Regions from separate parts of the Homo sapiens genome. Here region 2 is linked to region 1. A link is a loop called in an ENCODE intact Hi-C map of the cell type or tissue named here. Cell type or tissue: mammary epithelial cell. All regions are shown on one strand. Region 1 overlaps LOC105369308 (a long non-coding RNA gene). Region 2 overlaps RIPPLY3 (ripply transcriptional repressor 3).

Evidence for each region. Peaks named below come from ENCODE experiments on the same cell type or tissue, not always from the same donor. Only the 100,000 strongest peaks of a DNase experiment are listed, where the experiment ranks them.
Region 2: it touches region 1 in a loop (6-fold over the local background); 6 of 110 quality-filtered maps call a loop at or near these places.

What each region holds. Positions count from the first base shown.
Region 1 is chr21:36,628,003-36,633,002 of GRCh38, reverse strand. LOC105369308 (a long non-coding RNA gene) reads left to right here. Exons shown (of 3, transcript NR_188246.1): 3 at 1-322. Among named protein-coding and RNA genes, the nearest start is that of SIM2, 69 kb to the left of the region's middle. In mammary epithelial cell, a CTCF peak has its summit at 2,096 (motif pointing left); no DNase peak of the experiment used is centred here.
Region 2 is chr21:37,007,892-37,012,891 of GRCh38, reverse strand. RIPPLY3 (ripply transcriptional repressor 3) reads right to left here. Exons shown (of 4, transcript NM_018962.3): 2 at 4,669-4,735. Among named protein-coding and RNA genes, the nearest start is that of RIPPLY3, 3.7 kb to the right of the region's middle. RefSeq lists an enhancer at 2,739-2,798. In mammary epithelial cell, a CTCF peak has its summit at 2,841; a DNase peak (open chromatin) is centred at 2,841; H3K4me3 peaks cover 257 bases.

The DNA of each region.
Region 1 (5,000 bases):
ATCTTCAGCCAGGACTTGGAGGCTGTGAGGTCAGTCGGGAAGTGGATCAGGAGGCCACCCCCTTCTGTGGCACTTCTGAGATGACAACTTGTTTCACAGTTGGATGGGGGTGGGGAAGGAAAGAGCGGCCCCATTATTCCAGAACATTTTATCCACACAGGCTCAGACACCCTGTGATGAAGAGTCCAAGAACAGCCTGAGATAAGGATGTCATTCTTCTTTCACAGGCCCCACGATGGGTTTATCTTTTGGGACCAAGACATTGGGTCCCTACATGTTTTCCCCTACCCTTCTTAGGAAATAAAATATCAAACAACCCACAGTCCCGGAGCAGTTATTATTCAGATAGTTCCAACCAGAACACCCTCATGAATTCTGTCCAGTTCATGCAGCATTTTGCCTGCATTACTGGGTGAGGAAACAGCTCTCGGCCCCTTTGCTGGATGGTTTGAGAGAGGACAGGAGCATTCAGTCATCCTGGCATCCCAGATCCTCCAGGAGCTTGTTATCATTTAGGGACAGCCTGCATCTGAGAGAAGGTTTGGCAGGACTGCTGTCAGCCTGACTGCTGGCTTCTTTGAACCATCAGTTCCGGGAGAAGCAGGGGCCACTTTTCTTGTAAGTTCCTGGCGCTCAGACATAATAAGCATCAGTTAGCAGCTCTTCACCCCTCACCAATGTTAGTGCTGGCTACTGAGTCTTCAGAGCTGTGAGGGCACGGAGTTTATAATCCAGAGAAGTCACCCTGCCAGCACGTTTCCCACCTGGAATGGGAGGCAGAGGGTGGGGGAAGAAGGCAGCATTGGAAAAAACACCCACAAGTCCTGTAGACCTGATCTCCCTTTCAGGGTTAGGATGTGGCTTTTTTCAGACTTACAGGAAAAGACAGACTGTTGGCAGGTTAATCCAGATCATCAAAGGAGGGACAGGCCCAGTGGTTCACTCCTGTAATCTCAGCACTTTGGGAGGCCACGATGGGCAGATTGCTTGAGGCCAGGAGTTCAAGAACAGCCTGGGCAATATGGTAAAACCCCATATCTACAAAAAATACAGAAATTAGCCAGGCATGGTGGCATGCACCTGTAGTCCCCGCTACACGGGCGGCTGAGGTGGGGGAATCACCTGAGCCCGGGAGGTTGAGGCTGCAGGGCGCAGTGATTACACCACCATACTCCAGCGCAGGTGGAGTGAGACTCTGTCTCAAAAAAAAAAAAACAAAACACTAAAGGATAAAACCCCAAACTGGTCTGTCTATGATATAGACAGATAGGTTATTTTTATTCCAGGGTATGGTAAAAAGTGCAACTCTCCTAAGCTGCCCTTATCTGTGGCAGCAAAAAGCCAAACATTCGCCTTCTTGTTAATGGGTTTTCACAACTCAAACACTCAACGTAGGTCAATTTTGAATGTCAGGTGCTCAACCACCCCGCTTTTTTCCATCTTCTCCAAGAACTGTGATGGAGACCAAATAAGTCTTCTCAGTTCTTTGGTCAGCCTATCCTCCAAGCTGGCCCTGTATCTGCTGAGGGCTGGCTGCAGACCTGTTCTCCAACCTGAATATGTAGGCACTAAGGGTGTGGCTTCTGAACCACACTGCTCTCAAAGGATGGCTGTTGTTCATCCAAGTGGAAGGGGTGGTCTGAGAGATGTTTAGACACTGACGTGTCTCGGGCATTTCAATAGCTATGGGGGCCATACTAGCTGCAGTCCCACTTCTCAGTGGCCAGGGGTTGAAGGCAAGAGTCAGAGACTTTTCCCCCCAGCTTCCAGCAGCTCCCAGATTCTTGCCTGCAACTGAATCATATACGTGAGCGTACTGAAAAGATGTTTCCCCCATAGACAGCTGGCCCCAAACGCCAGAAATTTCCGAAAATAGAGTCATCCAGACCAGCTGCTCAGAGGCGTCAATAAATTGCAAAACAGGTTGGTAGCGGAGATGGTGTGATTCTAGCCTAATCCCTGGGAGGCTGTCACATCCCCGGACATCCGGAATCCTTCCAGGGCTGGATGGGAAAGCTGGGGTCACCTCACCTGTCTGCAGGGTTAATCCAGTCCGGTGCCACCGCCTGAAGCGGATCAGGCGCCCCCTGGTGGATGCTTTTCAATATTCCCCTTAGGAAAGGCGAGCTCATGCGACCCTAGGAATGGTTGGTTCCACAAGGTTGTAATAGGCTTCAGAAAAAGGGGAGACATTGAGATCATCTAAGACATATCTCTGGTTTCAAAGATAAGGAAAGGGGGGCCAAGAGGATAAGCTCCATCCCCATGGCTGTAGAGCTACTAAGGGCGGAGCAGGGATTAGACTCGGCCAGTCCAATGGTACCCCAGGACCATCTAACATCACAAGGGACTTGGTCTTTCTACCTCGCCATGTCTTTAACTGGAAAAATCTCAAATCGGGTGGGATGAATTGTAACCTTTTTCTAACTCCTGTGTGCAGCTGGCAATAGGTTAGCTATTTGGCGGAAACCAAATAACTAGAGGAAACTCTCATATTTTAGTGACATTTTGAAAGACTTCTGCTTTAGCAAGCTGTGTATCTCCCAGCAACTGTTTTTCTTTTAAATCAGTGACAGCTTGGAGTTTCTAACTAGGAATTTAAAAAAATATATATTCTGGAGGAGGGGTGAGTGAGAATGTATTCTTATTTTCTTTCTTTTTTTTTTTTTTTTTTGTCATCCATGCTGGAGTGCAGTGGCATGATCATAGCTCACTGCAGCCTCCAACTCCTGGCCTCAAGTGATCCTCCCATTTCAGCCTCTGGAGTGGCTGGGATCATAGGCTCATGCTACCACACCTGGCTAAGTTTCAAATTTTTTTATAGAGACACGGTCTCACTATGTTGCCCAGGCTGATCTCAAACTCCTGGGCTCAAGTCATCTTCCCGCCTCAGCCTTCCTAAGTGCTAGAATTACAGGTGAGAGCCAAGGTGCCTGGCCCAGAAACTATTTCTTACAGAAAATAGGGCTACCTGTCCCCTCATTTCCCAAGATTGAGTGGGGAAGTTGCTGCTTTCTTTCTTTCTTTTTCTTTTTCTTTTTTTTTTTTTTTTGAGATGGAGTCTCGCTCTGTCACCCAGGCTGGAGTGCAGTGGCGCGATCTCCGCTCACTGCAAGCTCTGCCTCCCGGAGTTCATGCCATTCTCCTGCCTCAGCCTCCCGAGTAGCTGGAACTGCAGGTGCCCGCTACCATGCCCGGCTAATTTTTTGTGTTTTTAGTTAGAGAAGGGGTTTCCCCGTGTTAGCCAGGATGGTCTCGATCTCCTGACCTCCTGACCACCCACCTCGGCCTTCCAAAGTGCTGGGATTACAGGCATGAGCCACCGCGCCTGGCCACTTAATCATTTTTAAGGGCATTTCTCTCCTGGCATTATGTTAAAAATTTTTTTTTTGTTGGACCATCTACTGGGCTCCCTGGGTGACAAAACGAGGGGCACCCTTGATAACGAAACGACGTCAGTTCCAATGCAGAAGCTTCTTAATCATCTTCATCTAGACGCTTCTTGTAATGACCTCAGTGAAATCAAAGGACATAACCATCAACATGAACATGTTGAAAAAACTCTAGGACCCAAATAATACAGTCCAGGACCCAAATAATACATTCCAAATAATACAGCCTTCCTTGTAGGCAAGCATCATGAAGGGATGGAACATAAATCCACTTAGGATGGAAACCATCGCAGGGCATGGTTAGCAGATGGTGGGGAAGTCTGAGCTGCACAAAGCCTTCCTCAGGAGCGTAGCTTCAGAAGCTTGACGCACATCACGTGTGGATGCTTCAAAAGCTTGCATCACAGGCTGGTCCTAGTGGATGCTCACAGGGTCATTGTCTCTCTGCTGTTTTTTGGGGACAACCCTCATTTAGGGACAGAGTGCACAGCAATTAGCCTGTTCTTAAGCACTCGGGATGCCTGAATCTTTATTGCCTATATGCATTAACTAGCGAAAGTTGCAGTTTTTATTAAACTCAGCCCTGGCAGACGCCTGTTTAGTGTGAGTTAGAAAGCCAGGCTCAACTCAGAGGATAATGCAACCCACATGTTGAATGGCGTGCTTCACTGACTTACAGAAATATCTCAGGTAGCAAGTATTTTCTTACTGCCCTGTTAGAAAAACATGCGCCCAGCTCACACTGTTTGCTTTTTGCACCCTTTGCCGTTACAAAAATATAATGGATGTGCAGAGGTAGGAGAGTAGGTGACGCCCTGGCGTGGCTTTGGGGAGTCGTGTTTGCTGGCAGAGCAGAGCAGATGCTGCGGCAATGATAATATTCCGGAATGTATTTCAGGGTGTTTGTTGTGATAGCCAGTAAATCAGCGAAGGGACGAATTGACTCTATGGTCGACTTCCCCTCAAGCAGAGAAGAGGCAAGTGGCTTTTGCTTGTTACTTTTAGTTCACCTTGAAGTCCTGGCCCATGAAGTCCAATTTCAGATGGATGCCTGCAGGAGTGAGGAGGCTCTGTGGGGCCACCTGGCACCATTGCACTTCGTTCCCTGGAGTGTCTTCTAGGATGAAACCCTGGGCACAGGATGCTGGGTAGGGGGCTGGGGCGATGTGCACGCATTCATTAAAAGGTTATTTTTCTCCCTTACAAAACAATGGCTTACTGTTCACCAACGAGGCCAGGAGGCGAGGGACCCAGGCAATTAGCGGAGGCCCCCCTGGCTCATTCAGGTGTGGAGTGTGGGAACGCCAGGCCTCTCAGCTCACAGAGCAGAAGGAAAACCAGCCAGCTTTCCTGGCAGCCCCAGACGTAAATGAATGACAGACTGAACCCTTTCCTCAACCTGTTTTTATCCTTTCTCTTACCTGCCGTAGAAGCAGGATTGGATGGGATAGGGAAGAGAATGCTGAGAAGAAAAAGAGCCCCAGGGTTATTTGAAGATGTTCGTGATCTGGTGAAACGAATTTCACTGCACTTTTCTTTTGACAAGTCTAAAAGATTTATAATATTTTAAATATATTTTCAATCTGATCAGAAAAACAAACTGAAATG
Region 2 (5,000 bases), 380 kb before region 1:
CTCCGTCTCAAAAAAAAAAAAAAAAAAATCAGAGTGGCAGGAAAACAGGGGGTGCAAGTGGGGAGCCATGAGGAGCCTTGTGTGGAACAAGTGAGACCCTGTGATGGGCAAAGGGCTCAAACGGTGACATATGCCTGGAATACCCACTGTTGAGTTTAGGTTTGACTCTGGATACAGGAACTGGAGATGGATTTTTGAGTCAGGGAGTCCAACTATCAGATCTGTATTTCAAGGAGAGCAGCGGCCGCAGGGAGCTGTGCACAGATGAGGCTGGTATAGAAAGGGCTTGGAGGAACCAGTCTTGAAAATTGATGGTAAAGAGCTTCTGGATGAGGGCAGGATGTGAACTCAGGCTGGGCACGGTGGCTCACTCCTGTAATGGCAGCACTTTGGGAGGCCCAAGTGGGCAGATCACTTGAGGTGAGGAGTTCAAGACCAGCCTGGCCAACACAGTGAAACCCAGTCTCTACTAACAATACCAAAAAATTTAGCTGGGCGTGGTGGCATGTGCCTGTAGTCCCAACTACTCGGGAGGCTGAGGCAGGAGAATCGCCTGAACCCGGGAAGCGGAGGTTGCAGTGAGCTGAGATTGCACCACTGCACTCCAGCCTGGCAACAGAGCGAGACTCCGTCTCAAAAATAATAATAATAATAATAATAATAATAATAATAATAATAAATAAGGAGCGGAAATGGTCTGGGGCAGTGCATCAGAAACCCCAAATCTTCAGATTCCAAAGTTCAATTGGAACCAGATGAGAAACAGGACAAAACTTACTATGGCCTGACAAGGAAGGACTTTGACACCGTGAATCTCCACGCCATTCCATCCTGCACGGACGCTGGGGCGGGTGGCGGAGGGAATGTGCACATGATATATATGAGCAAATTCGCCTGTAAGGAGCCTCTGCAGACATTACATTTTCCCTGCCATTTTTTTTTTTTTTTTTTTTTTTTTTTTTGAGACGGAGTCTTACTCTGCTCACCCAGGCTGGAGTGCAGTGGTGCGATCTCGGCTCACTGAGATTCTCCTGCCTCAGCCTCCCGAGTAGCTGGGACTACAGGCGCATGCCACCACGCCCGGCTAATTTTTTGTATTTTTAGTAGAGATGGGGTTTCACCGTGTTTCGATCTCCTGATCTCATGATCCGCCCGCCTCGGCCTCCCAAAGTGCTGGGATTACAGGCGTGAGACATCGCGCCCGGCCCCAGCCATATTTTCATAATTCACTGTGATGAGCTAAGAAAGTGATGAGGCTCTTTGAAACCAAATCTTTTCCATAAAGTTGTTCACTCTTTGGGGGATACAGGAAGCTGCTTCTTTGTTAAGCTCTGTTCGTGATTATAAAACACTCCTATTTCCTCAGGCCCTACTTTATGGCCACAAGCAATCTTGCCCTGCTAACGGCTATTTGGCGCCCTGCGATCAGACAGGGCCTAACTCGGCAGTGGCAGGTGTCAGAGAAAGAATAACTTCTGTAAATCGTCCAGTTCTAACTGGACCCTGTTAAAACATTCAGCACACCTTTATCCACTTTAAAAACCTTACCCCACAAACATATGCAGCTTTAAAAGTTTTATGCCAGGCAGGGCGCAGTGGCTCACGCCCGTAATTACCAGCACTGTGGGAGGCGGAGGCAGGAGCATCACGATCTGAGGTCAGGAGTTCGAGACCAGCCTGGCCAACATAGTGAAACCCCCGTCCCTACTACAAATACAAAAATTAGCCGGGCGTGGTGGCGCACGCTTGTAATCCCAGCTACTTGGAGGCTGAGGCAGGCGAATCGCTTGAACCTGGGAGGCAGAGGCTGCAGTGAGCTGAGATTGCAGTGAGCTGAGACTGCACCATTGCACTCCAGCCTGGGCGACAAGAGCGAAACTCCGCCTCAAAAAAAAAAAATGCCATAAATATCCTGATTGTTTTCCAAAAGGATCCTTTGTCTGCTGAGGGAAATGTCTAAATATTCACATTTTATAATGAAACACGAGAACAGAAATGTGCACAACGCAAGCACTGCGTTTAACATATGTGCGAGTGTGTTTTCCTATGAGCCTGAGGACTGACAGGTGCAGAGAGGCTTTCAGTGGGGGTCAGCCTTCTCCTCCCCGTTCGAGTCTCTGACCGGGCTAGGGCTAAGAAGTGGGAGCCTGGCAGATAGGGCAGGCCCAGAAGAACAAACAGTCCCTGATGTTTTCCAGGAAACTGCCTCCCTGACAGTGCCCGCAAGTGGCCAGGAGGGAAACGCAACAGAGATCAAGAAAGGTGCAGGTAGGGGAGGGAGATAGCTCCCTAAGTGTTGTAGGGGCATGAAGTGGGTGAGGGTGACCGTGCTGCTCAGAGTACAGGGCCTTGAGGCCTTCCCTCTGCTTGAGGGTTTTTTGGGTTTTATTTTTGTTTTTGAGACAGGGTCTCATTCTGTCTCCCACGCTGGAATGCAGTGTCCCGATCTCAGCTCACTGCAACCTCTGCCTCCCAGGTTCAAGCGATCCTCCTGCTTCAGCATCCCGAGTAGCTAGGATTACAGGCGCACACCACCACTGCCTGGCTAACTTTTGTATTTTTAGTAGAGACAGGGTTTCACCATGTTCGTGAGGTCAGTCTCGAACTCCTGACCTCAGATGATCCGACCGCCTCGGCCTCCCAAAGTGCTGAGATTACAGGGTGAGCCACGCGCCCGGCCTACTTGAGGTTTTATTCTAGTTTTGCTTTGCTTGCCGGGAGCCCTGGTACAGGTCACCAGGCGTTAGTCCTCTTCACCGCCACTCCAGCCAATGGCATTTTTGAGAAATACAGAAGAGGGCTTGGGAGCTGGGGAATTGTCCTGCTTTGTCGGGCGAGGGCGCTGTTGAGCAAGAAGCGTTCCTTCCCTGCGCTGGGCAGCTCTCGTCGGTGGACTGCAGGGAACCCAGGGCGGTGCACAGTACCAGAGCACAGACTGGCGCTGGTCGCTCTGCGCAACCAGCTGGGCTCTGCAAAGAGCGGGCTCCGGGCTAGGGGTGAGGATTGGCGGGCTCTACAGCCCCCAGGGAACAACCACTCTTCCCACACCCACATCCGTGGACAGAACTACTTCAGCGTGACAGGCTACCTGCTGATCAGCGAGAAAGTTAACGTTTAACATTTCTCTGCAAGTAAATTTTTCTCACAAACGGCCTTATCAAAACAGAAAACAAAACCCAAAACCATCTGTCTTACTTAGGGAGCGTGCTATCGTATTTTTATTCCTGCAAGAAACTGATAGGCTCCACATCCATTTCATTTAAAAGAAAACTGGATAATTGTAAACATCTATATTCTCACACAAGCACCTTTAAATTTTATGTTTAAGAACTAAGTTTGAATGCAAAAGAAGGGATTTTACATTATTTAGATATATGTATAAATAATCGGGGACTAAAAATCATCTCTTGTTAATTGATTTATCTTTTATCTGCTTCCTTCTTTGAAGTAAATTAAAATTCCCAATATTCAGATTAATTTAATAAAGTCGTGTAAATATCAAAATACGGTGAAGGTCTGTTTTCCCACAATCAAGTTTTCTTACCATATTACAAATAACTGCACGTTAGTCCATATAACACGTGTTACGTAAATTCAATACATGGTCTTTCCCAGCCTAATTCTTCAGTGTTTTAAGAGTCATCAAAAAAAAAAAAATTAAGTAAAAGTCATCAATTTATATTTTAAAATGTAACAAAGGAAAGGTAAATTCTATGAAAGCAAGTCATTACATCAGTAAGTATAAAGCAACTGAGTTACCAATGCAGAGTAACAAAAGAATGGTGGAGGTCATTAATCTTGCCCACAAAGCCCTCTGCTTGAGTGTATTTGCTCAGACAACATGAGATACCCCAGGAGTGCTTGACGGGGCTGAAAGTGCTTCAGAAAGGGCCAGACGCGGGGTGGGGGCTTTTAACGGCAACTCTGGGCACCTCAGATGGGGCTCAGTCCTATTTGCTCTGTGGCACCGGCCCAACGCTAATGGTGCTCTAAGCTTTTCTCCAAGGCAAGCGATAGTGGCAGCCTCTCCCCTCCCCTCCCGACCTGTTGCTTTGCAGAAGAAACCGCAACAGGGAGGACATTCCTTATAATTCCCATGAAACGACTACGGTTTTTTTTTTTTTTTTTTTTTTTTGAGATGAGTCTTGCTCTGTCGCCCACACTGGAGTGCAGTGGCATGATCTCGGCTCCCTGCAACCTCCGCCTCCCGGGTTCAAGCGATTCTCCTGCCTCGGCCTCCTAAGTAGCTGGGATTACAGGCGCCTGCCACCATGCCCAGCTAATTTTTATATTTTTAGTAGAGACGGGGTTTCGCCATCTTGGCCAGGCTGGTCACGAACTCCTGACTTCAGGTGATCCACCCGTCTCGGCCTCCCAAAGTGCTGAGATTACAGGCCCGAGCCACCGCGCCCAGCCTACGATTATGCTTTTATAGTGGGTATGCTTTTTTAGGAAGGAGAAGCCACCAGGAGCCCAATCTATAATGCGAGTCAGGTCTGATTAACACCTTACTCATTCAGGTTCCAACTCCCAGACCCCGAGGCGCTCCTGGGTTAGACGCCCAAGGGACGGCCCTGCGCAGAAGGCCATTCACGGTCCCTGTATTTTAAAAGACGATGCCACTTTCTGGCTGGAAGGGTTACCTACAACGCCCGCACTGAACCTTACCGGCCTTCCAGTTCTGGTCAGCTCAGCATCTCCAGGTGTCTGGATCCAAGGTCGCCACGGCGCGGGGCTGGAACGGCAAGCGCCAGGAGAGAGTGAACCCTGGGCACTTCTGCTGCCTTCAAACTATGCCATGAGAGCTATTCTTAGTTCCAGTGTCTGCCTGAAAAAGAGGCACCGGACCCCCCAGGAACTTTCCCTGGAGTTCTCAGGGCTGTGGATAAATTACTGTCATTTGTGTTTTTTCTCTCCTGCTACGTCCCCAGTTCTCTGTCTCCAGTTAAGCTTTGAGAAGGGAGGTCCCGAATCTCACACAATTATCAGGGAACCCATTA